Regions from separate parts of the Mus musculus genome. Here region 2 is linked to region 1. A link is a loop called in an ENCODE intact Hi-C map of the cell type or tissue named here. Cell type or tissue: left cerebral cortex. All regions are shown on one strand. Each heading gives the region's core, and the rest is flanking DNA. Links, peaks and the distances in the headings are about the cores only.

Region 1 (16,212 bases), core at 3,656-11,655:
CTTCTGAAAATTATGGCTATGCTCTATGTCTTAAAAAGGTATTTCATTTTAATATTACAGGTACAGTTTAGAAGAGGTAACTAAACTGTAAGAGGTTAAAAAAAAAACAGACAGTGACTGTTTAACTCAGATACCAGATACGATTAGTCTGCACTAGCTCTTCAAGCTCATTTGCCCACCTGCACATGTTTTTAAGGTTAAACCTAGGACTGGCAACTAGAAACAAGCAAAGTTTGTCTATTCCAGTATGCTTTAGATTGACAGATGGTCCTCAGGCACTTCAGAGACCTGCTGAATCTGGCATTTAAGAGGCTTAAACTTACCATGACAAACAGAAACTCCTAAATCCTGGCAGTGACCACCTCAAGGTCGCCAAGAAGATCCTGGCATATCGGTAAAGGACTCCACCTAGCTTGTACTACACTAATCACCAAGAAAGACTGCCACATTGCCTTGCCCAGGCTAGGGCCAGCCTGAACCATGGACAAACAGGACACCAGAGAGTTAATTGTCCATGCTGCCTAAGACAAGGTGAGGTCTGTCTCTCCCATGTTCCTCCTCCACAGGAAAAGCCTCTCATAGTCTGGACCAAATGGCCAAAGACTGCCTCTGCACAAGGTGCCATGGAGGCCACAGAGCCTGGGACAATTGTTTAGGTAGTAGACTTTAGACTCGCCTCGGTCGTTTTAGTTGATATATAGGCCATTTTTGGATTATTGTTCCTGCTTACTTAGGTAAATTTTATCCTTCTCAGGTCTCTGAAGACTTTGAAGACCAATGAGAGAAGTAACTTTTTACTATTTCTTACTAAAGGAACTCACTTTACAGTGAGTGTTCCCGCCAGTGTCTCATGGTGATTTTGAACAGAAAAACAGTTTACAGTTTATGTAAGGTCTGAGGCTAGGAAAGCGTCTAAGAAAGTGCGCGAGGAAATAGCAAGGTGTTCTGAGGTTGCTAAAGGTAAGGTATGAAGGTTGGAGGTCGTGAAAACCTTGAATGCTAAGGAAAGTGAGCTAAGGGAGAAGGAAAATGCTTCAGATCTCTTCCCCTTCCCTCCCGTTCCCTCCCCTCGCTGTGCTATCATTGTGGTGAGACCTCAAAGTTCAGAGTTTAACATGGAACAGTGGTAAAACTAACACTTCTAATATTTATCTCTTTTTGTAAACTTAAAAAGATACTTCTAAGCTTCAGGGCATCCACTCGAATCCACTTCTCACAGGTCAAATTGACTCCAGATAAGTACTGCCAATCAATAACCTGCTTCCCTCCCCTACCTGTGTATTCCTGAGGGGGGATCTAGTCCCCTTTCCCTGGTCCTGGGAGCCCCACCCCAACTACCAAGACCATGGGCCTAAAGGTTTCAAATGTACACCCAAGAAAATTTCTTTTTCTCCCTAACCTCCTTAACTTTATCTTCTGCTCCTATCTGTTATTAGCATCCCAAATCCAGAACAGTCCCACAACCTGGACAGCAAGTTACACAGCCTGCTCTTCTCAGACTTGGTCAGCATTCCAGTTTTGAACCCCTTCCCTGATCATGGCACCCCAATGTCAGCAAAGTAGCCATAGACAATTGCGAGGCCCCTTATTCATTTATTATCAACAAAAGGCTGAGGTGTCTGGATTCAGATCCAGGTGCGCATTTAACCAAAGCCGACCTGGCCTCCAGGTTCTCCCAGGTCCCTCAGTCCCTACCTGTTACAGAGCATGGCTAGCATACTTCAGCCTCTGCCCTGAACCTTTCAGCCAAGGGGCTGGGCTTCCCCTCCGCCAGAAGCAGCTCTTCTCTATATAATGTGGGCATTTTGTGCGCTCTCTCTCGCTCTCGCTCTCTCTCTCTCCCTTCCTTCCCTCCCTTCCTTCTCCCTCTCCCTTTCTCCCCTCTTCTCTCTTCTCTCTCTTCCTCCTTCTCTACCCAACTCTGCCTCTCTGTATGTTCTCTCTCCCTGCGTGGGCACACTCTTTCTCTCTCTCTCTCTTCCCTCTTCCCTCTGTCTCCCTCCCCACAGTGACTACCCTGGCCTTTTTCTTAGGACCAGTGAACCTGCCCAAGAGCAGCTTTCTAATAAACCTGCCTTAATATATTTTAATTTGGCTTGAATTGGCTCATTTCACTAGCAGAGAATAGCTATCACCATCATCTTCAGGAACTCAGCCGGGCCTACTCTCCGAAGAGCATTAGAGGTAGGCTTGTAGATGACGTTCGCTCATAGGGGGTGCGACAATGTCAACGGACCCTCACTTGAGTACCCAGCCACCTCTCCCAATTAGTTGTATACAATTCTGCCCTAATTGCAGGCGGTCCCAAAGTCTCAGGGATGGACTAGATTCAATCTAGAGGCTATAGTTGGGGAAGGATTAATAAAGATGACTCCCCTGCGACTACTTTAAGGTCACCTGTCCCATCCCTCCAAAGCAAACTAACTAGCTATCAATATTGCTTGCTGTGAGCTAACTGGATGAATTAAAAAAAAAAAAAAAAGACTGGGGTGTTCCAAGGGAGGGGGGCCCTAAGAGTGTGGGACCCCCAAACAGCTGAGGAGGCAAGTGAGGAGTGGGGCCGGAGCCCCTCCAGCAGGTCTTGACGCTCACCTTCACATGTTCATAGTAGCTGCCAGTGTTCAGCTGCTCCACACCTTTGAACTCCGACTCCCGTTTCTGCATTCTGCGCAGCAGGCGTTCCACAACTTTATTCACCGTCTCGGCCGCCTCCGAGATATCTTTGCGTTTCAATCTCAATTTGTCCAGCACCTTCTTTAGCTTGTCCGGTTCCTTCCTGGACCCTCGCGGCGCTCTGGGCTGCCCGGTGGAGCGCGCGCCCCTTCTGTGGCTAGGTCCCCTTACGACTTTCCGCGCCTCGGGATCCGCGGGCGGCTGGGGCTCCCGTACGGCGGGCAGCTCCGGATCCAGGATGGCCTGCTGCTGGGGCACCCGGACGGCAGGCCGCGCGGTGGCTCCTGCCGCGTCCATGGCCGAGGGCTGTGCATCTTTGGTGAGCTCAGTGGCCCTTGCTGGATGCACTCGGGGCCCTGGGGCACGTGGCTTCTCCGTGGTGTCCCCGTCACGCTCCGCCCGCCGCGATCGAGCCCCCCTTTGCGGGCCGCAGCTTTCCGCGTGGGCCCTGGTCCTGCTGGGCTGCGTCGGGGCGCGCTTCGCGGACGGCTTCTTAGCGCGTGGCGCCGTCGTCCTTCTACGCGGATCTTCCATATCTGCCGCTCTTCGGTCCGGGAAAGAATAAATCGACTTCGAAGAAAGGCCGCGAAAAGGGGAACTCTCAGTGGCCGCTGGAAATGAAACTTAAATATATGGCGGGAACGTAGCCGGTCAGTATCCGCCGCGAGCAGGCGCAGGAGCACGCGTGAAGTCAGCGCCAGGAAGAGGCGGTCCAAGAGATGCGAACTTTTTCACCAGTGGGGACCAGCAGAGCCACTAGCTGGGGAACCACCCACTGAGCCACTGGCCGGGAAACCTCTCCTTTACCGCACAGACGCGGAAACCACTGACAGCTCAGATGGCTAGATTTGCCGCCTACCACCAAGATGTGTTTCAGGACACTACTGTCTCTCGTACATTTGTAGTTGATAAACAACTTTTTTATGTAAACTTTTTTGTTGTTTTTTGTTTTTTTTGTTTTTCGAGACAGGGTTTCTCTGTGTAGCCCTGGCTGTCCTGGGACTCACTGTAAACCAGGCTGGCGTCGAACTCAGAAATCCGCCTGCCTCTGCCTCCCAAGTGCTGGGATTAAAGGCGTGCGTCACCTCGCCCGGTTTATGTAAACTTTAAATCAAAATTTACTGTTCTTGTTAATGAGAAATAGAAACTCACTGAACCTTTTCAAGTTAGATTTAACTGCTTGGAATTAGTATTTCAACTTATCTTTCTAAAAAGCACACCGACTCTTAAAGAACATATTCAAAGTGCCTGTGTGAGTTTCATGAGCAGCACGGTGTAAGCCATCCTGATTTGGCTGCTGAGATTCCGTAGTCCTTTAATGCAGACTTTCAGAAAGCGATTTCTAAAGTCGGTCTCGTCAACAGTGGCTGCTTCTTTTAAAGTTGTTCTTGGCGGAACTCATTTTGCCTTCCACTGTGCTAACAAAAACAAAAACCTGTCTTCTGAAGATTTACATGGCTCAGAACAACACTTAGTTTTCAACTAACATCAGAATGTTATAATAATAACATTACTATATTCCACACCTTATTATGCAATCCTGTGTGTCCCTTAAAATAAAGCTCAAAAATTGCTGCTCTGTGTAACTTTTTGTAAAGTGTGTGTGTGTGTGTGTGAGTGTGTGTGTGTGTGTGTGTGTGTGTGTGTGTGCGCGCGCGCACGCGCGCGCGTGTGTATGTACCATATATTATGAGATACATGTAGCCTGAATAAAAAGACACCGATCAGTGTGCTGCCATCCTATTGACCCTGCAACTCTCTTCCCTCCTTCCTGTCAATGCCTGTACATGAGTTTTCAAAATGGGAACTTGTCTAACAAGCATTCGCTTTTGAATGGCAAGTAGACACACCTGGGAATGGAAACGCTGCCTACTTTGCAGAAATACACTTGAGCAGGAGACCTCTCTGTGAGGTCTTGCCAGTAGAGTGGCATTCTCCATTATTAGTCTCAGCACTAGGGAAGCAGAGGCAGTAAGCTGGAGATCTACAGAGCTAGTTCTAAAACAGTCAGGGCTATACATCGAAACCCTATCTGGAGGAAAAGAAGAAGAGAAGGGAGGGAGAGGAGGAGGAGGAGGAGGGTGAGGAGGAGGAGGAATTAAAAAGAAGAAAACAGTGCAATAGAGTATGGAATAGGCATGAGCATCGGAGAGAATGAAGTTTGAACAATGATTTTTGAAAGGAGCAAAATTCACTGCGACAACCATACTGTAATTGTAATTCTTTTAGTTGTGAATCTTTCTAGTTAATCAACTCTTAGCATCACCTGTGGGAGCATAGGTCCGTAGCTCCAGCTGCTCTGGAGGCTTAAGCAGAGCATCTTTGAGCCCAGAAGTACAAGCCTGGATAAGAGAGTGAGATCTTGTCTCAAACAATAAATCCGAGGTCCATCCTGGGGACGCTGATACAAGAGTAACAAACTACCTTCCACATGAGGGTTTTATAGACTTCCCAAACAGAAACTCGGTTTCTATTGTCTTTATTATCTGTCCTTGGGCTACAACTGAACTTTCTGGTTCTGAGTCTATGAGTAATGTCTTCGTTGAAAAGGGAAGATTCTGCACTGAATACATAGCATGTGAACAGATTAATGCCTGGTCTTCAAATGTAGGTGAGAGGGATTCTCCCAGGTAAGTGTCAACTGGGTTTATGATTCTTTGGGGAGGGGGCAGGATTGATGCAGGGTTTCTTTGTGTGGCCCTGATTATCCTGGAACTCACTCTGTAGATCAGGCCTTGAACTCAAGAGATCCCCTGCCTCTGCCTCTGCCTCTGCCTCTGCCTCTGCCTCTGCCTCTGCCTCTGCCTCTGCCTCTGCCTCTGCCTCTGCCTCTGCCTCTGCCTCTGCCTCTGCCTCTGCCTCTGCCTCTGCCTCTGCCTCTGCCTCTGCCTCTGCCTCTGCCTCTGCCTCTGCCTCTGCCTCTGCCTCTGCCTCTGCCTCTGCCTCTGCCTCTGCCTCTGCCTCTGCCTCTGCCTCTGCCTCTGCCTCTGCCTCTGCCTCTGCCTCTGCCTCTGCCTCTGCCTCTGCCTCGAGTACTGGGATTACAGGCATGAGACACCACTGCCTGACTGAGTCTATGATTCTTTAATCAATGGTTTAAGCTATTGACTCAAAATATTAAGAAGTAGTATATTTTAGCTAGCACGGGCCATAACTCTAATATAAACACTTTGAAAACCTGTTAGAGAAAGGAAAAAAAAAAAAGCAAACTACTTTGGTGCCTACACTTTGGAGGGAGATCTTCATGAGTTTAAGACCAGCCTGATCTATATATCAATTCCAGACTGAGAGAGGCAAGAACAGAGCCAGGAGGAGTTGAGAGAGAACTGCTAGTAAATATTTGATGATACTTGAAAAATGCCCAATGTTTGTGAAACATCACATCCCATTTAAACCAATTTCATTATCCACGGTTAAAGCATAACTATCCGCTTCTGTGCTAGACAGAGTCTGCACACCTGTAATCTCCACACTTAGGTACCTGAGGCAGGAGGATGGGGAATCCAAGTCTAGTTTGGCATACATAGAAAGGACACGTCTCAAAGGAAAAAGAAATCCAAGTGAAACATGGTGGCATAAATCTGAAATGCTGGCACTCAGCAGACTGAGGCAGAAGGATTGCTGTGAGTTCCAGTTCGCTCTGGGTTGCAAAGTAAGATATCTCAAAAACACACTAGAAGCTGGGAAGATGGCTCACTGGATAGCTATGCACTCCTGACACCTGTTTTTTTTTTTTATTCTTAGAACCCACATAAAAGATATACATGGTATATCTTGGTACATACCTCTACAATCTTAGCCCTCTTACTGCAAGGTGGGAGGCAGAGATTGGAGAATTGGCCTTAAGTTCTTTAGCCAGCTGTCCTGGAGTACACAGAACATCAAGAGAAATAATAAGAGAGGCCCTGCTTCAAAACAAGGTAGAAGGAGATCACTGGCTCCTCAGAACTTGACATTTGTGTCCCAAATGTTCACCAAGACATACACACTTATGCTCACCTCTCTTTCTCCTCTCTCTCTCTCTCTCTCTCTCTCTCTCTCATCTAAAAACACCTACCATCAACAAACAAGCCAATATTGGATACAATGTAGAAGACTTTTTTTTTTCATTTTTTCTCTTTTGCTTATTTTCACTTTCTCTCAGAGACAAGATCTCTCTACATAACCCTGACTATCCAGGAACTCACCGTGTAGTTCATGCTGACCTCAGACTCAGAGCTCTGCCTGAGTTGTGCACCATCGTGCCCAGCTAAGCAAATATATTGTTAAGGGGACTGGACAGATGATTGGCAGGTAAAAATATCTGCTGTCAAATCTGATGATGTGGGTTCAATTCCCAGAACCCACAGGATGAGGAGAACTGACTCTCTCAAGTAGATCTCCATATGTGCACTGTAGTATGAGTAAGCCCATACACATACTCACATGCAAATGAATACATGCAATTAAAAATTTAAATATATATAGTTAAATGGAGGGGAATAAAGTGAAAGATAGTATAATCACAGAATTTATATACAAAATACTAGCGTTCCTGTGCCGTGTGAGTTTTCCCCCTCCTGTGAAAATGTGAATAAATGTATATTTACCTGAGGGCACCAAGAACAAGCCAAAGAAAATTATTCCACTCAAATATAATTTAGTGAAACTATAAGTTTTTTGGAGGTATTTACAGGAGTGTGGATGACTCAAAGACTGCATTACAAAAGTCCAGGGCAGTATGGATGACAACTCACAAAAGTTGTATCCCTGAGCCCCCGAAGGACTTGCACATCTGATGGTCCTGGAGTCTACCCCCTAGCAATGGTCCCTGCTTGTATAGCCTGAAGTAGGGGTGGGCCTGGCAATTTATAAATCTTCCTGGGACTGAACCTGTAAACTTTGTTCACTTCTGGACTTTTATGAGACTCCCTCCTCTAGGAAGGAATATTTCAACTCAGAGGAAAACTTGTATATGCATATAAAAATAGCTACTAGCAACAAAAGACTGGCATTCCTTTAAAGTAGGGACAGAGCACTTTGTAGGAGTTACACATTTTTTAATTCTCCATGTCTTGTGTGTATATTATGTTTAAATAGGAACCAGAGAAATGGCTCAGTGAACAAGATCTCTTGCTCTTTGCAGAGAACCTGCCGTGTTTGATTCTCAGCACCCACATAGTGGCTCATAACCTTTTATTGCTCCAGAAAATCTGATGCACTCTTCTGACTTTTGTGGGAATAGGCTAGATCGAGGCGCGCGCGCACACCCACACACCCATACACCACATGCACAGGCAAAACAATCATACACATAAAATAAATGTCAAAAAAATGTTTAAGCTGTATATAAATAATGGAGTTTTGATTTGGAGACGTGATATTCATTTGTAGACCCAGATGGCCTTCAAGATGAGGATTAGAACTCGGATTGCCTTAGTCGACTAACCTCTCAGAAGATTTTGAGGCGAAATGATCAAATTTATTGTTCATAGGTGGCAACCTGGCGATAAAGACAAGTCCACGGGAAAAGCCTAACCTCAACCTCCAAGATAGAATCTCCCGCCAGCGCTGAAAGTACCTGCGGGGGGAGGAAGGGGGGGGGAGAACGCACAGGGCCTGCGCGCACCTCCCCGCGGCGAAGCTCCAACCCGCCAATCAAAAGCGTCGCTGGACGCAGGCGCGCTACGCGCTGACTCGGCCAAGATGGCGACGCCCAGCTGGCTTCTACTCCGGTGACAGTTCCGGGCGTCTCTAGCTAGCTTCCCTCAACATGTTCCTTCTCCGAGGCCGTGGCCATTGGGCCGCAGCGTCCCTCGGCAGACGGCTGCCTTTGCGTCGCCTCCGCAGCGACAGCGCGGCGCCCTGCACCCCGCACTTCGACGTGGTAGTTATCGGAGGAGGGCACGCGGGGACCGAGGCGGCCGCCGCCGCCGCTCGCTGTGGCTCGCGGACCCTGCTTCTCACGCACCGCGTGGACACGATCGGTGAGGAGCCCCGCGGCCGCGGCGGGAACTCTACGTCCGACCGAGCGCGGGCAGGGTTGCGGTGGACCGGAGTGGCCGGTGCCCGGGGTCAGGGAGCGGAGGACTGAAAGCCACGGCGGCTGCTGGGCAGGTCGCTGGGTTGACCCTCCCCGTATTGTCATCTCAGAGAAATCCCGAGTTAACATTTTCACACCCGTCTTGTTAAGCGACCGACGTGGTGCGTCCACGGAGAGCTTGTCAAGCTCTGCCGCCGCTTGTCGCGTTCCGTATTTCCATTGCGTGTTTTGTGCTGATAGGCGCCTCAGCTTACGCACCTCGTTTTCATTATCCATCCGACACTTGATAAACATTAGGCTGATCCCGCTTCTAGGCTCTGGCGAGTAGTGTCTCGTTAAATATAGAAGTCCACTTGTCACTTCACACAGATTTAAATTCTTTTAGACATATACACAGTAGTGCAAAACCTGTGTTCTATCAACGCTGTAGGATATGTCTAAAAAACATTTCAGAGGCCTACTAATGATTCTCATAAATGAGACAGTGCTGTGTAGACCAAGCTGGCTTGGAAGTCACAGTGATCCATCTGCCTCAGCCTCCTGAGTGCTGGGATTCAAGGTGTACCCAATCACGCCTGACCAAAGTGATGAAGGAAGGTGGTACATTATCAAGTATTCCTTGGCTTCAAAGAAGAAAGGTAACTTGGCTTAGACGATAGAGTCCATAGGAATGCAGAGAACGGGAATGAGTCGCCCATTTTCTGCTAATTCCTCCTCTCTTTGAAGTTAGAGGAGAGCGTGTTGGGGTTTATTGTTTTAAATGAATCTGATTAGTCTGATTACCTTTCCGAGCACTCTTTATTAAGTAATATGTACAGGGTACTCTATTATGATCATATCCATTCTCTTTAGGTCAGATGTCCTGTAATCCTTCCTTTGGTGGCATCGGAAAGGGGCATTTGATGAGAGAAGTGGATGCCTTGGATGGTCTGTGTTCCCGGATCTGTGACCAGTCTGGTATACATTACAAAGTGCTAAACCGGCGTAAGGGCCCTGCTGTGTGGGGACTGAGAGCACAGATTGACCGGAAACTTTATAAACAGAACATGCAGGTGAGCACAGGCGAGGCCAGGGGTGAGCACCCACGGTGAGGCCAGGAGGGACTGTGGGCTTCTCCAACTGCTCTTTCAACTGGCATTCTCTGTTGACAGAAAGAAATCCTGAGCACGCCCCTACTCACTGTTCAGAAGGGAGCTGTAGAAGATCTAGTTCTTGCAGAACCAGAGCCTGGGTACCCTGGGAAGTCCAGGGTCAGAGGTGTTGTCCTGGGTATGTACTGGCTAATAATGCTAATACCAGCCTAGCAAACTCTGTGAGAAACTTGCTTTAGAGAAGAGCATGCAGACATTTTTGCTGTTCCAGGAAATTCTGGTTTTCAATGCCTGGATAAGAAAATTATGTAAATAGTCATGCGTCTCTTCATTTTGACCATCGTGAATCTCAGTCAAATTCTAGGTTCATTAATATTATTTTAGTGCCAGGCAGTGGTGGCACACACCTTTAATCCCAGCACTTGTGGGGCAGAGGCAGGCAGATTTCTGAGTTCGAGGCCAGCCTGGTCTACAGAGTGAGATCCAGGACAGCCAGGGCTACACAGAGAAACCCTGTCTCGAAACAAAACAAAACAAAACAAAAAATACCCAAAAACAACAAAACAAAACAAAATACTGTTTTAGTGTAATACTCCAAAACAATTTGTGTCTTTTATCCAGCTTCTTCTATCATAAATTTGTTTCTATATTTGTTCATTTTCTGTGTGAAGTGTGTGTGTGTGTGTGTGTGTGTACTTTACACACATAGGTATGAGGGATGGAATTCAGGCCATCAAGTTTGGCAAAGCACCTTTATCCACTGAGCCATCTCAACCAGGGTCCCCACCCCAACACACACTGTCTAGAAAAAAACCAAAAAAAAAAAAAAACCCATGTGAGGCAGATTTCACTACATCACCCACCCCTACTTTCTTGTCTTACTTAAGGTTAGTATTGCTGTGATGTAATGCCATGACGAAAGGCAGGCTGGGGAGGAAAGGGTTGATTTGGCTTAGTATCCTGAACCACAGTCCACTGAGGGAAGCCAAAACAGGACTTCAAAGTGGGCAAGAACCTGGAGGCAGGAGGCGATCCAGAGACCACACAGGAGTGCTGCTTACTAGCTTGCTCAACTTGCTTTCTTACAGGAGGACCCTGGACCTCCAGTCCAGGCGTGGCCCCGCCCACAACAGGCTCGGCCCTCCCACATGAATAACTACTCAAGAAAATGTTCTATATGGTTGCCTACCGCCCGGTCTTAGGGAGGCAGTTTCCCAGTGCCTCTCAGAACACTCTAGCCAATGTTAGCTTGACATAAAATTAGCCCAGCTCCTCAACCTCAGCCTTTCTGGTTCTCTCCTTTCTGACCTTTGCAAGGAGGAACTAGTTCAGTCTTACTAGTTTCTTCTCTTCCCTCTATCAGTTACCATTCTTCCAGCTACTATCTAGCATTCAGAAGTGGATACAACTTTTTTCTTTCTTTCTTTCTTTCTTTCTTTTTTTTTTTTTTGAGTGAGGTTTTCCTGTGTAATCAGGGTTGGCCTCGAATTCACACAAATTCACCTGCTTCTAATTTCCAAGTGCTGCAGTTAAAGGCATGCACCTCACATGGGCTATTTTATACATTTTAAAAATTCCTTTCAATACCTGACAATTTAAAAAAGAGAAGAAATCATGTTGTATTTAACCAAAATGCTAAAGTCAGTTAACTTTTGACTGTACCCTCACCAAGTGCAGCAGGCCTGTGTGCTTCTTTAGGAACCTCGTGCTTCCCCTGCTACAACACTGCTTAGATTCTTGAGATTCACAACATACAGCCATCCAGAGTGATTGTGCACGTGTGTGTAGTGGGTAGAGGTCAGCATTAGGTGTCTTCCACACTCGTTTATTTTTTCTGCTTATTTATTTTCACACTACTGGGGGACATGTCTGGCACACTCAAGGAAGTTAGCAGCATGCAGGAGATTACGTCACTTCCACCGTGTGGGTTCCAGGGACCAGCCTTTACAGCAAGTTCCTTTTTGTCTGCTGAGCCTTCTCACCAAGCTCCAGAGTTGCTTAGTTTTGGAAACAGTGTCTCTCACTGATCCTGGTGCTCACTGACACAGCCAGCCTGGCTGTTCCATTGTTCCAGTGCTGAGGTCACAGACACCCAGCACTGTGGCCTACATGCAGGTTTCTTATTCATTTGGAATTCTTTGTTTTGAGTGCTAAATAAAGAGAAGTTGATCTATAGGAACAAGCTTTCACTTATAAGTTGGATGCTTTTAGAGATGAAATGTGTAGAAAGGTATCAACTATAGTTGATAATACAATGTTGTACCCTGAGATTTTTTTTTTTTTTGGTTTTTCGAGACAGGGTTTCTCTGTATAGCCCTGGCTGTCCTGGAACTCACTCTGTAGACCAGGCTGGCCTCGAACTCAGAAATCCGCCTGCCTCTGCCTCCCGAGTGCTGGGATTAAAGGCGTGCGCCACCACGCCTGGCTGCGAGATTTTTCTAGGTATGGTTATGGGACTCATTTTGTACAAGGTACCTATAACACCATGATATACATCATAAATATGTACTGTTTTTCTGTTTGTTAGTACTTTAATAAACAGTTTATATTGAAAATTGTATTTTATTGCTAGGCAATGGTGGTGCAAACCTTTAATCCCAGTGCTCAGAAGGCAGAGGCAGGTGGATCTTTGTGAGTTCCAGAATAGCCAGAGCTACATAGAGAGAGCCTATCTCAAATAAATACATAAATACAATTAAATACACATACATATGTATTGATGAAAAATACATTTGTTCATGCTTTAATAAAGTTTTTAAAAAGAACTACAAAAAATTTTCAAGTTTTTAGAGACAGGAAGTTTTTCTGTAATTATTTTTTTTGCAGTGGTGGAGGCTTTTGAGGTTTTTTGGTTTCGTTTTGTTTAGAATGGACTTCTCTGTATAGCCCTGGCTGTTCTAGAACTCACTCTGTAGACCAGGCTGGCCTCAAACTTACAGATATTCACCTGCCTCTACCTCTTGAGCCCTGGGACTAAAGGTGTGCACCACCACTGCTGGCTCTGGAATTCTCATATAAAGTACTTACATTCTATTTTCTTCTGTGGTAACAATGAGGAAAATACTTTACTGGTTTGTTTAGTTTTGTTTTGTTCTTAATCATTTAGCAGATGGAAGTACAATTTATGCAGAGAGTGTAATTCTGACTACTGGGACATTTCTGAGAGGCATGATCATAATTGGATTGGAGATGCATCCTGCAGGACGTTTGGGGGATCAGCCCTCCATAGGGTTGGCTCAGACTCTGGAGAAGTTGGGATTTATGGTAGGAAGACTAAAGACTGGAACTCCACCCCGACTCGCTAAAGAGTCCATTAATTTCTCCATTCTAAACAAGCACACACCAGATGATCCATCCATACCATTCAGCTTTCTCAGTGACAGCGTGTGGATCAAGGTAAGACAGTTACAGAAACCCGGGTTGATGGCTGATACTAGGTATTCACAGCAGGACAGATCCTAACTGTCTTTTTCCTCTCCTTCTGCTGTCATTTTAAAGTTTTGCTTTGTTTTTATTTATGTGTCTGTTAGTTAATTTAGCAATTGGGTCTTTTCCTATACATTGTTAAATTTCATTATTTCATTTCTATATAACTTACTTTGTCTACTGCCTCAGTTACTTTTCTGTTGCTAAGACACTATGACCAAGGCAACTTACAGAAGATTTTTTCGGGACCTTACAGGTCCAGAGGGTGAGTCCATGACTGTCATGATAGGGAGCATGGCAGTAGGCATGGCACTGGAGCAATGGGTGAGAGCTTAAATCTTGATCCAACACCTGAGGGGGAGAAAGAGAGCAAGCTAATTAGGAATGTCTCTAGTCAAAGCTTATCATCAGTGTCACACCCCCTCCAGCAAAGCCATACTCCTACCCTAATCCTTCTCAAACAGTTCTACCAACGAGGGACCCAGTGCTCAAATATAGGAGCCTATAGGAGCCGTTATTCACTTAAACTACTACGTACAAAACCTTTCTGAAACAATTTCAGGTTTACAAAGTAGGAAAACAGACTGAGGGTAAGGTGGTATATGGCTCAGTAGAGATTGTGAGCCTTCCCTCTAAATAATTCAATATGAACCTCAACTAAACACAAATGTCCTGTAATATAAATGCAGTGCGGTGTTGAAATTTGAGGACTGTCATACTGATCCAATGTTGTTATTAATAGATATCCCTAGCCAGAGTCTACTGATTCCCCACCCCTAATCTAGGTCTGTATTTACGTTGTTTTCACATTTATTCTAAATTGTCTTCTGTCTTTATTTGCATGTGACAACAGCCTTCAGGAATAGTTCTGTCCTACCACATGGGTCCTAGAGACTGCAGTAGTCAGGTCAGCAGGCTTGGCAGCAGGTGCCTCCACCTGCTAATCTGTCTGGATGGCTCACACTTTGCATTATGCTTCTGTTTCTTGGGTTTAGGGGGAGGGTTGTATTGGTTATTGAACCTAGGGTTTTGCACATATGAGATGAGTACTCTGTCACTGAGATGCACTCCCTGTCCCCACCTGTCCTTGAAATGGAAAAAGTAAGTACAATGTATGTTTAGAATTAAGGATTAGGGGGCTTGAGATATGTCTCGGTAGTTAAGAGCACTGTCTGCTCTTCCAGCAGAGCCTGGTTCAATTCCTAGCACCCGCATGACAGCTTACAACTGTCTGTCACTCCAGTCCCAGGGGATCGGACTCCCTCTACAGACACTGCATGCATGTGGTACACAGATAGACATTTAGGCAAAACACTCATACACACTCAAAAAACAATCTGAATTAAGTATTTTAGATACTGTTGTGTCGTTCGTTCTTTCTCATTAAAGTTATTGGTTTTTTGTTTGTTTGTATAATGTTTTATATATGCATGGGAACAAAGGTGCCTGTGCTTGCTAGAAGCATCAGATACTCCTGGAGCTGAAGTTACCTGTGGTTGTAAGCCAGCCAATGTCTATGCTGAGAACTGAGCCCTCAGCAAACGCAGTAGTACTTGCTTTTTACTGCTGAGCCATCTTTCCACCCCACCCACCACCCACCCTTTTTTAAGATAAGATCTCAACAGTGTAGCTGAACTAAGACTTTCTGGAACTCAGTGATGATCCTTCCAGGACTTATGGGCGTGAGCCACCATGTCTGGCTTATTTCATTCCTCTTAGTTCTATAGTTATGGTTATGGTTTTTAGATAGATTCTCACTCTATAGCCCTGGCCAGATACAGTATCTGTATCTAGTATGGGTTAGAGATGTGCACCACTGTATCTGTATCTAGTATGGGTTAGAGATGTGCACCACTGTATCTGTATCTAGTATGGGTTAGAGATGTGCACCACTGTATCTGTATCTAGTATGGGTTAGAGATGTGCACCACTGTATCTGTATCTAGTATGGGTTAGAGATGTGCGCCACTGTATCTGTATCTAGTATGGGTTAGAGATGTGCACCACTGTATCTGTATCTAGTATGGGTTAGAGATGTGCGCCACTGTATCTGTATCTAGTATGGGTTAGAGATGTGTACCACTGTATCTGGCTGTTTCACACCCTTAAAAACATTTATTTACTTGTGTGGGTGCCGTGTGCTGTGACATTCGGTTGGGGGTCAGAGGACAACTTGAGGGAGGCAGGGTTCCTCTGTCAGGTAGGTTCCAGAGATCAAACCCAGATGATTAGCCTCAGTGACAAGTACCCTTATCCTCTGAGCCATTGATTGGTTGGTTGGTTAGTTGATTGATTGATTGATTGATTGATTGATTGAGGTAGAGTTTCACTATGTAGCCCTGACCTAGAACTTACTCGGTAGACCAATTGGCTTTGAGATCTGCTTGCCTCTCTCCCCCAAGTGCTGGGATTAAAGGCATTCACTAGCATCTCCTGGCTACTGAATCACTTGGCTGGCTTGGTTTCATTCCTTTTTGGTGATTTTTGAGACATTTATAGATATCAGATCATTTCATTTATATTTTTGCATGTTTTTAACAAAAGTTCACAGTATTATTACAACCAAACTTTGTTTAGTATTGGAGTTTTCTTGAGACAGGGTCTTACTATGTAACTCTATTAAGGAAGACTTCCTACCTCACCTTCCCAAGTGCTAGGATTATCAACATGAAGCACTAAGCCTACTAAAACATCAAAAAATGTTTTTCTGTGTATGTGTGTGTGTTTAAAGAGAGGGTAGATCTGGCTGGCCTGGAACTCTAGACCAGGCTGGCTTCGAACCTAGCAATCCATCTACCTCTGTCTCCTGAGTGCTGGGATTAAAGGCATGGGCCACCACCATGCAGCTGGTTCTATGATTCTTTAATGTATGGTTCAAGCTAATGGCTTAAAATGTTAAGAAGTAAAGCCAGGCGTGGTGGCGCACGCCTTTAATCCCAGCACTCGGGAGGCAGAGGCAGGTGGATTTCTGAGTTCGAGGACAGCCAGGGCTACACAGAG
Region 2 (16,212 bases), core at 3,750-11,749, 90 kb before region 1:
GGCTTCAGAAAAGTTTCACGGGGCTGAGAGTGCAGCTTGGTGGTATAGCCTGCTCTGCCATGCTCCCAAGAGCCTGGGGCAGAGTTCTTACATGGAAAAGACAAGCTCAAAGGTATAGACCCCCAAATACTGTTCCCCAGTGTGAAGGTTAATGTAGACACCAAGACCCCTTTGTCACACCACTCTGAGGCTGTTTCTCTTTGTCCCTTAAAAGTTTTTTTTTTTTTTCTTTTTTTTTTTTTTTTTTGAGACAGGGTTTCTCTTTATAGCCCTGGCTGTCCTGGAACTCACTCTGTAGACCAGGCTGGCCTCGAACTCAGAAATTCGCCTGCCTCTGCCTCCCGAGTGCTGGGATTAAAGGCGTGCGCCACCACGCCCGGCAGTCCCTTAAAAGTTAATGGGGGGAAAAAAAGGTGTGCTCGTGAAGAATGCTAGCCATGATTTGGAATGTGTCTTGGGCCTTATTGAGAGTAGACCAATTTTAGGCTTCATCAGAGGCCTCAGTAAAAGGACAAAAAAGACCCTAGTTCTGTGTCTTTGCTAAGGAGTAGACTTGTCAAGGCCAGTTTGGGGATGAAGTCCTGGCCTTGAAGGATTGAGAGTTTTGGTTCCTGGGAACTTGGCTTTTCTCATGAAGAGACTCAATTATCAGTCCCAAGGCCACAGTGTGCTCCATCTGAAATGTTCAAGTCACCCCATCTGTTTCCTTTGTTCAACATTGTGTGATTAGCCTCCTGCTGACTTTGTCCCTGTGTAAGATAGCTTCCTTCCACTGTCCTTGCCCACTTTCTCTCCTCAACATAATAAATAACATGGATGTACTTCTTGTCTCTTAATTAGTTTTCTTTTATTATTTACATCACAAATGTTGCCCCCAATCACCCCTCCCCTTTGCTTCTGAGAGGTTCCCCTCCAACACAATGGCTGCACTTCTTTTTTTTTTTTTTTTTTTAACTCTTTTTTTTTTTTTTTAAAGATTTATTTATTTATTAATTATATGTAAGTACACTGTAGCTGTCTTCAGACACTCCAGAAGAAGGAGTCAGATCTCGTTACGGATGGTTGTGAGCCACCATGTGGTTGCTGGGATTTGAACTCCGGACCTTTGGAAGAACAGTCGGGTGCTCTTACCCACTGAGCCATCTCACCAGCCCCGGCTGCACTTCTTTAGTAAGCTTTTTTGGCATAAGAAACAGCTTGTGTAAGACTTCCCCATTTCAAACATATGTATCTCCTTACCTTATGATTTCCTTAACGCTCTCAAATGACCCTGTGACCTAACACTGAAGAATGACCAACTGGGCCAACTCAGGCCCTCCTTGTTATTTTCAGATAACTTGATTGAAGATGTGTGTGTGTGTTATATGTATATATATTATATATATGTTACATATGTGTATATATATGCAAAATAAGGTAAATTAATGCGGTTTCTCCCTCACCATGTGATTTCTCAGGATCATATGCAATAAGAAATATTTGGGGCTGGTGAGATGGCTCAGTGGGCTAGAGCACTGACTGCTCTTCTGAAGGTCCTGAGTTCAAATCCCAGCAACCACATGGTGGCTCATAACCACCTGTAATGAGATCTGATGCCCTCTTCTGGTGTGTCTGAAGACAGATACAGTGTACTTAATTATAATAATAAATAAGTCTTTTTTTAAAAAAAGAAATATTTGGAGTCTTCCTATACTTCCTTTACTATAATAGTAAAGCCATTCTGGGTTTATATTTATTTCTTATTCTGGATCCAAGACTTCTGCCTTTCTTTCTTTTCCTTCCTTCCTCCCTCCCTCCCTTCCTTTCTTCCTTCCTTTCTTTCTTTCTTTCTCTTCATTTCTTTCTTTCTTTGTTTTTTTTTAAGATTTATTTATTATTATACATAAATACACTGTAGCTGTCTTCAGACACTCCAGAAGAGGGTGTCAGATCTTATTACAGATGTTTGTGAGCCACCATGTGGTTGCTGGGAATTGAACTCAGAACCTCTGGAAGAGCAGTCAGTGCTCTTAACCTCTGAGCCATCTCTCCAGCCCTCTTTCTTTGTTTTAATTCATATAGAACTACTTCAAGATGTCTCCGAATGTTTTGCCTGTTGTTTGGGTGTGTGGATCACGAGGTTGTCGGGTGTGGGCAGAGTCCGGAAGAGAGCTTTGCCAATCCAGTGATAACTGTCAAATGCCCATCCTGCTGAGAACCACATTTGCTGATTAAACATGCATAAAGACCAAATTGCCAGAAGAGGACTCCAATCCAAACATCTTTAGATTTCATTCTTTGAATTGGGACCTTTTGTTTGTTTTCCCTTGGTTTTTTGTTTGTTTGTTTGTTTTTCTGAGGCATGGTATTTGTAAGTAGTTGTTCTTGAACTGGCCTTGTAGACCAAGCTGACCTTGAATTCTGAGATCAGTCTGCCTCTGCTTTCTGAGTGTTGCCTGCAAGAATCTGGTTTGGGGAGGGGCTAAACTATCACAGTGAGAGCTGCTATCATTCATGTCACCAGGAGTTAGTCATTTGGAAGAGGTGCCAGCAGCCTCTAGTTCTATCTGTGCCTTCAAATTCTATGCAAGGCCGGACTAAGCTGAAGGAGTAAACGGGAGTCTCAGGGGGCACACAGTGGCCATGGAATACTTTCACCAAAGATAGATTCCCTGACAATCTAAAAGGCTTCTCAGACTGCCCTTTGAGAATCAAATGGGAGGCCAGAACCAAATGTTTTTTTTTTTTAAGATTTATTTTATTATTATATGTAAGTACACTGTAGCTGTCTTCAGACACTCCAGAAGAGGGAGTCAGATCTTGTTACAGATGGTTGTGAGCCACCATGTGGTTGCTGGGATTTGAACTCTGGACCTTCGGAAGAGCAGTCGGGTGCTCTTACCCACTGAGCCGTCTCACCAGCCCCCAAATCTTTTCCATAAAGCACCTCGATTGACTACACACTAACCCGTTTGGACCGACTGGCTGCCTTCCTTCCCAAGGCACAGATCATCCCAGCATGGGAAGATGCCACCCCCCTCCCTTTTCACCCTTCCACCATACACTCAATAAAATAAAATAAATGAAAAAAAAAACTACTTCAAACTAGTGGCTTGCCTGCATGTACCCATGTACACCAGTGTGTCCCAGGTGCACACAGAGGACAGAAGAGGGCTTCAGATACCTGGAACTGGAGTTACACCATGTAGGTGCTGGAAAATGGACTTGAGTCCTCTGCTAGGACAAGTGCCCTTCACTGCTGAGCCCTCTCTCCAGATGGAAGGCGACTGCTGCACAACAGTGGCACAAGCTTGCAATCTCGGCCCTGGGGAAGCAGAAGCAGGAGGGGCCCATTCAAGGCCAACTGATCCACATAAGGAGTTCCAGGACACCTACAAACACACAGCAAAACCCTGTCCCTGGGCTGGAGAGATGGCTCAGTGATTAAGAGCCATAAGGACAAGACTGTTCTTCTAAAGACAGCTACAGTGTACTTACCTATAATAGTAAATAAATCTTTAGAAAAGAAAAAACCCTGTCCCCGAGTTAAAAACATAAGTAAATAGTTTTAAAATGATGGCCAGAGAGATTGCTGCTATAGAGGAGGAAGGGAGGTTTGTTTCCAGGAGGCTCACAACTGTCACAATTCCAGCTCCAGGAGATCTAATGCCCTCTTCTGCCTCTATGAAAATATGAGAACCTGCATATACAAGCAACATAAAAGCACACACACACTAATAATAGTAATAGTAATAATAATAATAAGCTAAGGTTGAAACAGAGGGCTGGGGATACAGCCTAGTGATAAAGCTGTGTGAGGCTTTAAGTTCATCTTCTTGTATCACAAAATCAAATGAAAAGAATAGCCAGTGTAGCGCAGGATTAGCTTTGCCGTGCGTGCATCAATTCAACCGGCTCGGTGTCTCCTGCTGCTAGAGTTCCTAACTGCACAGGAAGAACCTGGGACTCTGAGCTCGCTGTCTCAAGTGCGCACCAGCTCTTGATCACTCCCTCATCTCTGAGCCCAGAGCTTCAGGGGTAAAGTAGAGCTCAGAACGCTGCCAGTGTGAGATGTGAGTGTGTGCAACATGGCACACAAGTCCCCAGGCAGCTAGGCACAGGATACTTTGTGTGTATGACAGACATGGGCAGAGGAGTTGGGCGTGTCCACAGACTGCAGGAATCTCAGCCTCTGGGCCCCTAGAGTGGGAGTCAACAGGTCATGGGGCCAAGGGAGTGCTTAGAGTTCTGGAAGAGTCTCTCTTCCAGAGAGAGACAGAACTTCACCAAAAAGAAATAGTTGCGTCTAGATAAATATTTATTAGTCAGAAATGAAATGCAATCAAAAGCAAATAGTACCAGGCGTGGTGGTGAAAGACTCCGAGAGGAGCCCCTCGCTCAGGCCTCAGAACAATAGCGGACACCCAAGAACTCATGATAGACCGAGCTTGATGTAAACCACATGAGGCTTTATTCGGGGAAAGCCAGAGCTCTAGGGATGACTCATATCCCACGCAGGGGTAGAGGAGTCAACCTCGAGGGGAAAGAGGTCCCAGTTTTTATAGGCCCTCAGGGGGGAAAGGAGAAGGAGGGAGTAGGGGATTTCCAGATCTAAACAATGTCTATTCCCAAGAAATGGGTATGGGAGGGGTACAAGGAAAGAGTCTGGTGCAGGTGTAGCAACTCAAGATTGACCGGGCTGTAATTGCTGGGGAGATTTTCTGACTCTCTCAGCAACCAATATCACAAACACCTGGCAATGGGCTTCATCAGTGTGCACACACATGGGTCAAGGAACAGTCAAAACATTGGCAGACACACAGGTTCAAGGAGTGGCCAGAGCATTGTGCACCTCTATTTTTCTAAATCAGTGAAGCTAGTTCTGCTAACAGTGACATCTTTCTTGCCAATTTCAGGGATTCTGTGACCTTTTACATTCTGTCAGGATCTTTCAGTGGCACAGTCCTTTAATCCCAGAACTTGGGAGGCAGAGGCAGGCGGTTTTCTGAGTTTGAGGCCAGCCTGATCTACAAAGTGAGTTCCAGGACAGTCAGGGCTACAGAGAAACCCTGTCTTGAAAAACCATAAATAAATAAATAAATAAATAAATAAATAAATAAATAAATAAATAGATAGATAGATAGATAGATGATAATGATAATAATAATAATAATAATAATAAAAAGCAACTAGTGTGTCAAATTTAAAAAGTTATTGAAAGTCAAAGTCCGGGTGATTAGTATCTGGGGTCCTTCAATAACTAAACCAAGTGAAGAGTGGTTAGTTCCATGAAGCAAGAGCTCAAAGTTCAAAGTCAATGTGGGGCCTTACAGGGACAGGCTGAAGCCAGGCTTGGAAAACACCAGATGTTCGCTGGAATGTGGCCTTAGAAACTTGGCTGTTTCATAGCATGTTTAACAAACTAGAGAATCTTTGCACATTTGTGACTTTTATTTTCGAGATAGGGTCTTACTATGTAGCCCTGGTTGTGTGACTTTTATTCTTTATCAAGAACCGAGTGTCACTGCATGTCACCAAAAGACAGATGCAGTGGCTATAACTGTGCCAAGCAGCCTGTGGACAGTGTGTTTTTAAAAGAATAACAGGGCACACAGATCTCAGAGTTAAAAGAGTAAATTCTGGGCTTGTTGTAAAATTGGCAGAGGCAAAGGCTAGTGGAAGTTTGGGGTTATTCTCATTACAGCCTCTTCAGCGGCCTCCTGTGATCATAGCTATGTCTGTCCTCCTCCCAAAGGATTGTCACAGGTCCCTGCATGTAGGAAAAACAGGTCAAGGAACCATTCCTGAAGCTACAGGTCAATGATTTCAAGCCTGAAATAGTTCATGGACCATGGACGCTATGTTAAAATGGCACAGGCTTACCTCTGCCTGGTGAGCATGCGCCTCAGAAGGCGTTTGCGATCCTAGAGCGACCAGCAGGGCTTGTAATTCTTTCACTGCTGCCTCCCGTCTTTGTCCTTCAGACACTGTGTGAATGTCTCCACCTCTAACCCATCTCCCAGCAGTTTTAAAGGCCAGTCTTTGTAGTTTTCAAAAGAATTAGAGTCTAAAAGTAAGAAAACTGATTCCAGAGGAGTGTCTCCGCCCACCACCCACCTCCTCTACCTGAAGACGCCAGCCTGTGGCTCTGGTCACACCTCATGTCTAGCCAGCTTCTGCGGATGCTCAGGTAGACATGGCTCTGCTGCAGTCTACGAATAGAACCACCTCTGCACAAGGTGGAGGGTTCATCTGTACAGGGCACTTGGATCTCAACTGCAGATGTGACGCAAGAACGTGCACACGTGGGTACACACACTTATAAACACAGTCTAGGAAGACTGCATGAGTAGATCTTATCGGAAATCCAGTTGTAGGTCCCCAACCCAACTGAACTACTTTAACATGACACCTAGGTCATTTTTTGTTGGGATTAGAGTTTGAGACTGCTTCTATACTGTCCAATTTCCCAAATAAGGACAGAATTTTAGCATCCCAAGGGCAGTATCAACATCTCCAAATGTGCAAATGTTCTATCACCTCTGTATTCTATCTGACCAGGATAGAATAAAGCTGATATCAACAGTAATAGAAACTGAGCTAAGTACACAAACCAAACTTAGGGAGACTGAAGAACACTGTCTCAGGGGGGAAAAAGTAAAGGTTTGTTGTGTTTTGGTTTCCTTTGGTTTGGTTGAGACAGGGTTTCTCTGTGTAACAGCCCTGGCTGTCCTGAAACTTATTTTGTAGAACAGGCTGACCTCGAACACAGAGATCCACCTGCCTGTGCCTCCCTGGTGCTGGGGTTAAAGGCACCTACCATCACTGCCAGGTGAAATTAAGCATTTAAACTGATCCATCACCAAGGTGGTAGTTTGAATAGGCTTGGCCCAGGGAGTGGCACTGTTAGGAGGTTTGGCCTTGTTGGAGGAAGTGTGTCACTGTGAAGGTGGCCTTTGAGATCCTCCTCTTAGCTGCCTAGAACACAGTCTGCTCCTGGCCTCCTTCAGATGAAGATGTAGAACTCTCAGCCCCTCCAGTGCCACGTCTGCCTGATAATGGACTGACCTTCAGAACCTGTAAATTGACGCCAATTAAATGTTGTCTTTTATAAGAATTGCCTTGGATATGGTGTCTCTTTGCAGCATTGGAAACTTTAACTAGCAACCAGCAACAAGACTGAAGCAGTAATAATAACAATAGCTAGAGAGATCGCCCAGTGGTTAAGACAATTGGCTGTTCTTCCAAAGGACCCTGGTTCAATTCCCAGCACTCAATGGCGGCTCACAACTGGGTGTGACTCTGGTTTCTGGGGATCTGACACCCTCACACACACATCTAAGTAGAACACCAATGCACATAAAATGAAAATAAAAAATTTAAGGAAATAAAATTCTTGGACTGGAGAGATGGCTCAATGGTTGGGAGCACTGACTAATCTTCCAGAGGTCCTGAGTTCAATTCCCAGCAACCACATGGTGGCTCACAACCATCTGTAATGGGATCCAATGCCCTCTTCTGGCGTATATGAAGACAGACTGCTACAGTGTACTCATATACATAAAATAAATAAATCAAAAAAAAAAAAAAGTCTCGCTGGGCCATGGTGGCGCATGCCTTTAATCCCAGCACTTGGGAGGTAGAGGCAGGCGGATTTCTGAGTTCGAGGCCAGCCTGGTCTACAGAGTGAGTTCCAGGATAGCCAGAGAAAACCTGTCTCGAAAAACCTAAAAAAAAAAAAAAAAAAGAAAAAAGAAAAGTCTCATAAGTGAGCTATGCCCAGAACCAAAGATATTCACTGCAGAATTCCACCAGAACTTCAAAGATTCGACATCTGTACTATCCAAACTGTTCCATGAAATAGGAAGGAAAGGTTCTCAAACGTATTTTACGATGCAGTATTACCCTGGCATAAAAACCCAGATAAAGAGGCTGGAGAGATGGCTCAGCAGTTAAGGGCGCTAGCTGTTCTTCCGGAGGTCCTGAGTTCGAGTCCCAGCAACCACATGATGGCTCACACCATTATAATGTGATCTCACACCCTCTTCTGGCATGCAGGTGTACATGCAGAATATTCGTAGATATAACAGTAAATCTTTTTTAAAAATTAAAAATATATTTAAAAAAAAAAAACTACCAGGACAGCCAGGACTACACAGAGAAACCCTCTCTCTCGAAAAAAAAGTATTTTTATTTATTTATCAAACAATTTATTGTTTTTTAATTTCTCCATGTAAATAGCGTCCTGTACTCTTGTCTGAAAACGTTCTTTCAAATTCCCAACATGTTTTTAAGTAACATTACTTTTATTTTCTACCCACAATGCAGGTCCTGCAGAGATGGCAAAGCACACACTCAAATCTAGCTCAGTGGTACACTGGGTGCCTAACATGTGGGAGGCCCTAGATTCTGTGCTCCGTAAAACAACAACAACAACAAAAAAAATTGGATTAGCAGGAAATCAATCCGTAAAAATAGTGGAGGGGTAGGAAAGAGGGCCACGAAGTATCGGGATCCAGATTGAGAGCTCAGCTGGAAGGCAAGGATAAAACGAAACGGCTTGGTTGATTCTGGACAGCTAGCAAATCACCTTCTGTCCCAAACTCATAGCTTCTTCCACCTCTTTGGAAGGTGCGGGGATCCCACACACCTGTATACCCCTCCCTGTCCCATCCCGTCACACTGCGCTCCCAGTATCTACTAGGTCTCCGGTAGGTGGCGCTCTGCTTCCTCTCTTAAGGTTCATACAGAGGAAAAGTCCAGGGTCGAATCCCAGGAGTTTCATGTGCTGAGTACCAACCATCAGACTGTTGGTGAGCTGGCTCAGTGTTAAGAGCACCGACTGCTCTTCCAAAGGTCCTGAGTTCAAATCCCAGCAACCACATGGTGGCTCACAAACATCCATAACAAAATCTGATGATTTCTTCTGGTGTGTCTGACTACAGTGTACATATAATAAATAAATAATCCATCAGACTCCTGGTTACTCTTGCCTAGGAGGCAGATCCCTCCCCTCTGAAGAGGCTGACAGGCTGACTGACAGTTCCTTCAGTCAACCTCCCTTTAGAGAGGACCAGGGAGAAGTGTGTGTGTGTGTGTGTGTGTGTGTGTGTGTATACATACATGTATACACAGACACATACAGAATACAACACTTGTTGGGCAGTAGTGGTAGACACCTTTAATTCCAGCATTCAGGAGGCAGAAGCAGGCTGAATTTGAATCCAGCATGGTCTATTGAGGGCCAGTACAGCTGAGGCTACACAGAAAAACTTTGTACTGAAAAAAACCCATGGACCCGGAGCAAGCAGGGTCTGGAGTGAGCCAGACTGGAGCAAGAAGGAAAAGGGATGGGGAAAAAAAAGAAAAAAAGGAAAAACCTAAAATAGAGAAAAACCAACCTATAGAACGACAGTGACAGGGACACAGCATATCTTGTATTATAAGACCACGGATGGCTCACAACCATGCGTGATGTAATGAGATCTGACACCCTCTTCTGGTGCATCTGAAGACAGCTATAGTGTACTTACATATAATAAATAAATCTTTAAAAAAAAAAAAGACCACATTTCTGCTTCCTACTAACCTACAACCTAAGTCATCCTAAAGACACTGGCTCATTAGGAAGGCTAGCTGACATGGCCTTGGTGTCTGAGAATATACTGTCTTCTCCATGTCTTCTTCTGTGGAAAATGCTCCACAATAATTCTCAAAGACCAGAAGGGCAAGACTGTTCCAACTAGTAGCTGCCCGTCTTTGTCTTCCCTCCCTGGATAAGCTGCTGCCAAAAGACAAGATAGATAGAAGACAGACTCAGGATGGCTCTGGGGATAAAATACAGTTTGAAGAGTCAATCCCTGTTTTTGGTTTGGTTGGTTGGTTTTTGTATTGTTTCTTGTTTTATGTGAAGTGAAGCAGGACCACAACTGACAACTTGATTTCCTCAACTGTACAGATGTCCAAGGCCTTGGTTATTGTTATGGTTAGCCCTTTTGCTTGGCTTTTCTTAAGGAGGTAGTATTGGGATTTTTTTGTTTGGGTTGATTCATAGTAGGTCCTCTTGCAAAGCCCTGGTTAAACTTCAGGTTTTCCAGCCTCCTTCACCCAAGGAGTTGATTTTATGTGTGACACAGCCATATCTGCCCGGTGGGCCAGCTTTCCATTGTACCACCTACCGAAAACAGCTCTCTGCCCACAGTAGGGTCTGACAGCTTTCATTTCCACAACAATGAACGCTCCTGGTTTTGTGGTTTACTTTGATTTGTTGTTCTTCATCTGCCACACATATGGAATTCACAGTATTTTCCTGAATTTCCCTTTTTCTGGGAGCGATTGCACACACTCTCATGGGCAAGGTCAATCTTTGCTGTTGTAGGAAGTGTGGTGTGCATTGGGGGGTGGGCTTTGAGCAAATACAGAGCATTCACCCTCCCAAGGTCAGATTTTGAATACTGGCTTCTCAGTTCAGTATTGGACATCAAGCATCAGTTAACATTACCATAGACAACCTTTCATTGCTGACTGCTTTTCTCCAGGATTCACGAGCATTCACTGAATGCTGCACCTACGGGCTCAGGAAAAAAAAAAAAAAAGTTTGCCTGGGTGGGGGCGTTGAGAAACTGTTAATCTCTCTGCATTTCTCCTGGGAGTGAAATTGGTGCCACCTTGCCTGAAGGAAAGTGGTTACAGTTGGCAAAAGTAAGAGCAAGTGAGGTTTGTTTATCTGGGCTTTGGGAGTGGTGCTGGAGACTTAAGCCAGGGCCCTGAGCATCCCAGACAGGTGGTTCACTTACCCACCAATCCCAGGAGCTTCCTGCTTTTAGAACAGCAGTTTTCCCCCTAGAAATTTAGCCTACAGACATGAAAACAAAACAACAGTACTCAATGAATTCCACACACCTGTAAAGACAAAAGGTCCGAATACCCAATGGCCCTTCAAAAAGAGCTAATTAAATGGAATATCTGACATGGGGAAAGAGGAACATATTATACATTTATAACTGGAACTCTGTTATAACTGAAACTCTGGCTGGTTGGTGGGTCATGCCTATAATCCCAACAACCTGGAGACTAAGGAGAGAGGGTTGCCACAAGTTCAAGGCCAGACTGGTCTACATAACAATGAGACCCTGTCTCAAAAACCAAACAGGGTCAGCAAGATGGCTCAGCTTGCAGCCAGGCCCTGACGTCCTGAATCTTAGCCCCTGAACCTTCAGATGAAAGGAGAGGTCCAACTCCAGCAAGATATCCTCTGATCCCTACCTTCTCCAGAGAGGGAGAGGGGTATACCGAGAGGGGGAGGGGGAGGGAGGGGGAGAGGGAGAAGTTAGGAAATAAATACCACTTTTTAAAAACCCTTGGAAGCTTTGAAGTGGTGGCACATGACTTTAATCTTAGCACTTGGTAGGCAGAGGCTGATAGATCTCTGAGTTTGAGGCCAACCTGGTCTAACAGATTGAATTCCAGGACAGCCAGAACTACAAATAGAAAACTTGTCTTGAAAACCATAAATAAATAAATAAATAACCCTGGAAATGTATACAGGAAAATAAAACTCTTTCATTGCTTGGAAGGAGAAAATAGATGAACATGAAACGGATAATACATTTTCTATCATGTTAGGGCGTGTGTGTAGTAGCTGTCTATATGGGAGTGGGGATAACTGTGTGCCCTGGCAAATGTGTCAGAGGACAACTTGTGGAAGTCAGTTGTTTCCTTCCACAACAAGGGTCCCTGGAACTGAACTCGGGCTAGCTGAGAAGCAAGGTGCCACCCACTGGGAGTTGATCCACTTGAATGAAGTATTTGCTAAGTTTCTGCTTTTCTTTCTTTGCGATGCTGAGACTGAAGAAAGGTCTCGCCATTCCAGCCAAGTACACTACCTCCCACAGGTCACATGCCTCACTCTGGTAGTGTTTGTTTAAAATGTATGTAAGTTTAAAATTAAGTAGTGGAGGGGAGGGGCCAGAATCAGTTTGATTCCTTAAAGTAGTATCTGTATCCTTTCCGCAGATGGGATTCTACTAAGTAAACTAAGCCAGTCTCAGAAAGACGAGCTGTGCCTGTTTTTTTCCTCCTGTTTTTTTCCTCATGTGGCAATACTTGATTTCTATAGACATTCAAAGATGGTCAGTCACAGTGCATGGTGCATGTCTTTATCCCAACAGTGAGGAGGCAGAGGCAGGCTGATCTCTGAGTTCCTGGATAGCCAGGGCTACATAGTGAAACCCTGTCTCAAAAACAAGCAAACATTTGAAATGTAAATGAAGAAAATATCGAATAAAAAAAAAAAACAGCGGGGCGGGGGTGGTGCACACCTTTAATCCCAGCTCTTGGGAGGCAGAGGCAGGCAGATTTCTGGGTTCGAGGCCAGCCTAGTCTACAGAGTGAGTTCCAGGACAACTAAGGCTACACAGAGAAGCCCTGTCTCAAAAACAAACAAACAAACAAACAAACAAACAACAAGCAAACAAACAAAAAACAGATGTACACAACACCGGAAAGAAGCAGAAATTGTACCAGAGACAAAGATGAATAATGGGAGGGGGAGGGGGAGAAATGGGGAGGGGCACACTCCAAGTGCCTGGTACACTTACATGAAAATATCCTCATATAAACCGCTGCTGTGCATAGTGAAAAGGAAACGAAGCAGAAGGGTTAAAAAAAAATAAGTCGCTTTAATTTTGAAGAACTGAAATTTGATTTTGAAGAGGGAAATGTTTGCTGTCTAAAGTGTCTGGAGAAAAATGGATCAGCTCTTTGTGGTAAGACACCACAGTTGGCTAAAAAAAAAAAAAATGCTGGCCAGAGGGGGCAAAGGGGGTGCATGCCTTTTATACCAACGCTTGGGAGGTAGAGGCAGAAGCAGGTGGATCTCTGCATAAGATAATCCTGTCTCGAACCCCCCTGACTCCCCCAAAAAGTTAGCTGACTGTTCTTCATCTCGGGCCTTTGTTGTTACTTTAAAAATGGCTTTGATTCCAATGCAGTACAGACTCAGAGAATCTCCATTTTCTGCTGTGTTCCACTATTTTTCTCACATTTTAACTGTTGACAAAATCTCCAGAAATATCCTGTCCAATACTGTTTCATTCAAAATGTGCTTTTTTTCTGAAACTGAAGTGTTGCTACCCATAACCTACTCCACTACACAGGACCTGCTCTGCACACAGAATTTGGTTGCTGGCATTCCACCATGAGGGGGCACAAGAGCCTCCTGTATTGATAGAATTCTGCAAGGCAGACTAAAGTTTTGGGGTGGGGGGGTGGGGGTGGGTGTGAGATGCCAAAGTTTTTAAGTCCAGACTCCATTTTAGAGCACCTGACCTAAGTTTGAACTCAGGTAAACTAACAGGCTGGTACCTAGCATTAGCTCCCAAATTGCCTCCAACAAAATCCGAGCCTAGCTCCAGTCTCTAGTCTAATCCCAGTAAAACCAGAGTTTCCAGGTTACACCCTCAACAAGACCAGTGTCTCTAAGTTATTCCCCCAACAATCCTCCACTCCAGGGTACAAGCCCATCCCCTGCCTAAGGACCACCAATGCAGAACAGAGCAGAAGTTTATGATATGACTCTCAGCACCAGCCAATTATGTTAACAGTCACAGCAGCTTTCCAATTAGCTGTTTGCACACGTATTCCCTGCTTGCTGCTTACTATAAAACCTTGCCCTGATAAGATATTCTTTGCTCCCCCCACACACACACCACCAAAACGATCCTGCGTGGTGGTGGTGTATTGGGGGGTCCGAGCAAGCTTGAATAGAATAAAGACCCTGCTGTGAGTCGCATCAGATTGGTTCCTGTGTGTGTTTGAGGATCACTAACATTTCCCTGGCATAACAGTGTTGTAAGACAAGGCTTCTCTGTATATGCTTGCCTGATCTAGAACTCACTGTGTAGACCAGGCTCGCTTCAAACTCACAGATCCACCTGCCTCTGCCTCCCCAGTGCCGGATTAAAAGTGTGTGTGCCACTAGCACGAATTTAGACAGAGCTTTTTTGTAATCGAGTGGAAACACATTTCCCTTATACTCCAAACAGGAAGTCTTTCATCTGTGTTTAGTCACGGACTCAAACATGTACTTGCTTTAGCAATGATCATTTCCTGAGGGAAACATAAAAAATTATTTTGAGACAATATCGCATGTAGCTCAAGGTGGCCTGGAGCTCACTATATAACTAAAGATGACCCTGAATTTCTGATCTAGCTCCCAAAGAGTTAAGAGTATTATGTGCCACCTAGTCCTGTTTTTGAATTCCTAGTGATCAACTTCACAGCTTTACAGATGCTGGGCAAGGTCAATCAAATCTCCTACAACCCCGTCCCCTCAACCTGTTTATGTGTTTGCTTGTGTGAAATCAGGATCTCCTGTAGCTAAAGCTGACCTCCACGTAGCTGAAAATGATCTCAAACTCCTGACCCTTCTGCCTCTAACTTTTTTCTTTCTTTCTTTTTTTGATTTTTCAAGACAGGGTTTCTCTGCATAGCCCTGGCTGTCCTGGAACTCACTTTGTAGAACAGGCTGGCCTCAAACTCAGAAATCAGCCTGCCTCTGCCTCCCGAGTGCTGGGATCAAAGGCCTGGGCCACCAGCACCTGGCTAGCCTGCCTCTGTTTTAAACTGGGCCTGGTGGTATACATTGGAATCCCAGTGCTAGGGAGGCAGAGGCAGATGGATTTCTGAGTTTGAGGTCAGCCTGGTCTACAGAGTGAGTTCCAGGACAGCCAGGGCTACACAGAGAAACACTGTCTTGGAAAAGAAAAGAAGAGAAGAGAAGAGGAGAGGAGAGGAAAGGAGAAGAGAGAAGAGAAGAGAAGAAAAAGCAAACAAAAAGCGGAGGGAGGGGGACAAAGAGCCCAGTGATTAAGAACACTTGTACTTACAGAGAACCTGGGACTGAGTCCCAGCACCCACATGTGGCTCCTAACTCCAGTTCAGGGAATCGGATGCTTTTTCTAACCTCTCCAGCACCAGAAACACACCTGGTACACAGGTATACATGCAAGAAAAAAACACTCATACACATAATTTTTTGTTTGTTTGTTTTTGGTTTATCGAGACAGGGTTTCTCTGTATAGCCCTGGCTGTCCTGGAACTCACTCTGTAGACTAGGCTGGCCTTGAACTAACAGAGATCCACCTGCCTCTGCCTCCCAAGTGCTGGGATTAAAGGCATGCGCCACCACTGCCCGGCATACATTTTTTTAAAATCAAAAAAAAAAAAAAAAAAAAATTAAAAAACAAGCCAAACCCAAACTTTTTATTTCCTTCAAAATATCTGAATGGTCTAGAAAGCTCTGGTCAGAATTCTCAAGGACAGATTCAGAATGCTAATGCAGTGAAGACTGGCACATTAGCAAGCCTTTGTCTTCCCAGAGACCACAGGATGCGGGGACAGTCTTTGGAGTGCTCCCGGCAAGGAACCTTGGAGGATCGGCTAGGGCTACAGTCCCTCCTTCAGATCTGAGATGGCAGACAACTCACCCACTCGGCATTGGAATAAGAATAGCCTCTCATCCAGAGATTAACAATACTTATTACAGGGCTGAAGAAATGCCCAGTTAGTTAAAAGCATTTGTTGCTTTTGCAGAGGATTTGGATTCGGTTCCCAGCACCTACCTGGTAAACTCATAACGGCCCACGCCAAGGGACATTGAACACCCTCTTCCGACAACGTACACATATAGTATACCTACACATACAGGTACAAAAATCTATACCTAGTAAAAATAGAATTACAAAAAAACCATTTATTGAACACAGGAGTGGTGCTCCTCCCTGTAATCCCAAAGAATCAGAAGGCTGAAGCAGGAGGATTGATATCAGAGAAGAGCCTGGGCTACAAATGAGACCTGCCTCAAAAAGAACAAAATTTAAGAAACACAATTGTGTGATGTGTATATATCTATTCCAATGCTGATGTGAATATATGTGGAGTATATATGTGTATGTATGGTGATATATATGTGTGAATTTATCTCAATAGTGATATGTGTATAAAGAGGTATGTGTATATGTATGCATATGGTGATATAAATGTAGTATAGCCGGGCAGTGGTGGTGCACATCTTTAATCCCAGCACTTGGGAGGCAGAGGCAGGCGGATTTCTGAGTTTGAGGCCAGCCTGGTCTACAGAGTAAGTTCCAGGACTGCCAGGGCTACACAGAGAAATTCTGTCTCGAAAACAAGAACAAAAAACAGAATAACAAAACAAATAAATGTAGTATA

The links. A loop is a pair of places that touch in the nucleus more often than their neighbours do. Peaks named below come from ENCODE experiments on the same cell type or tissue, not always from the same donor. Only the 100,000 strongest peaks of a DNase experiment are listed, where the experiment ranks them.
Region 2: it touches region 1 in a loop (2.5-fold over the local background); 3 of 42 quality-filtered maps call a loop at or near these places.

The regions. Positions count from the first base shown.
Region 1 is chr9:78,439,872-78,456,083 of GRCm38, forward strand. Mto1 (mitochondrial tRNA translation optimization 1) reads left to right here and starts at 8,339. Exons shown (of 12, transcript NM_026658.2): 1 at 8,339-8,639; 2 at 9,548-9,747; 3 at 9,847-9,964; 4 at 12,893-13,182. The coding sequence starts at 8,426. It overlaps Cgas (cyclic GMP-AMP synthase), which reads right to left and starts at 3,366. Exons shown (of 5, transcript NM_173386.5): 1 at 2,593-3,366. The coding sequence starts at 3,207. In left cerebral cortex, for the core only: no CTCF peak of the experiment used is centred there; DNase peaks (open chromatin) are centred at 8,371, 8,852 and 9,756; H3K4me3 peaks cover 1,698 bases; H3K27ac peaks cover 1,261 bases.
Region 2 is chr9:78,349,554-78,365,765 of GRCm38, forward strand. No RefSeq gene overlaps it. Among named protein-coding and RNA genes, the nearest start is that of Gsta2, 11 kb to the left of the region's middle. RefSeq lists a cis regulatory region at 9,380-16,212. In left cerebral cortex, for the core only: a CTCF peak has its summit at 8,680 (motif pointing right); a DNase peak (open chromatin) is centred at 8,705.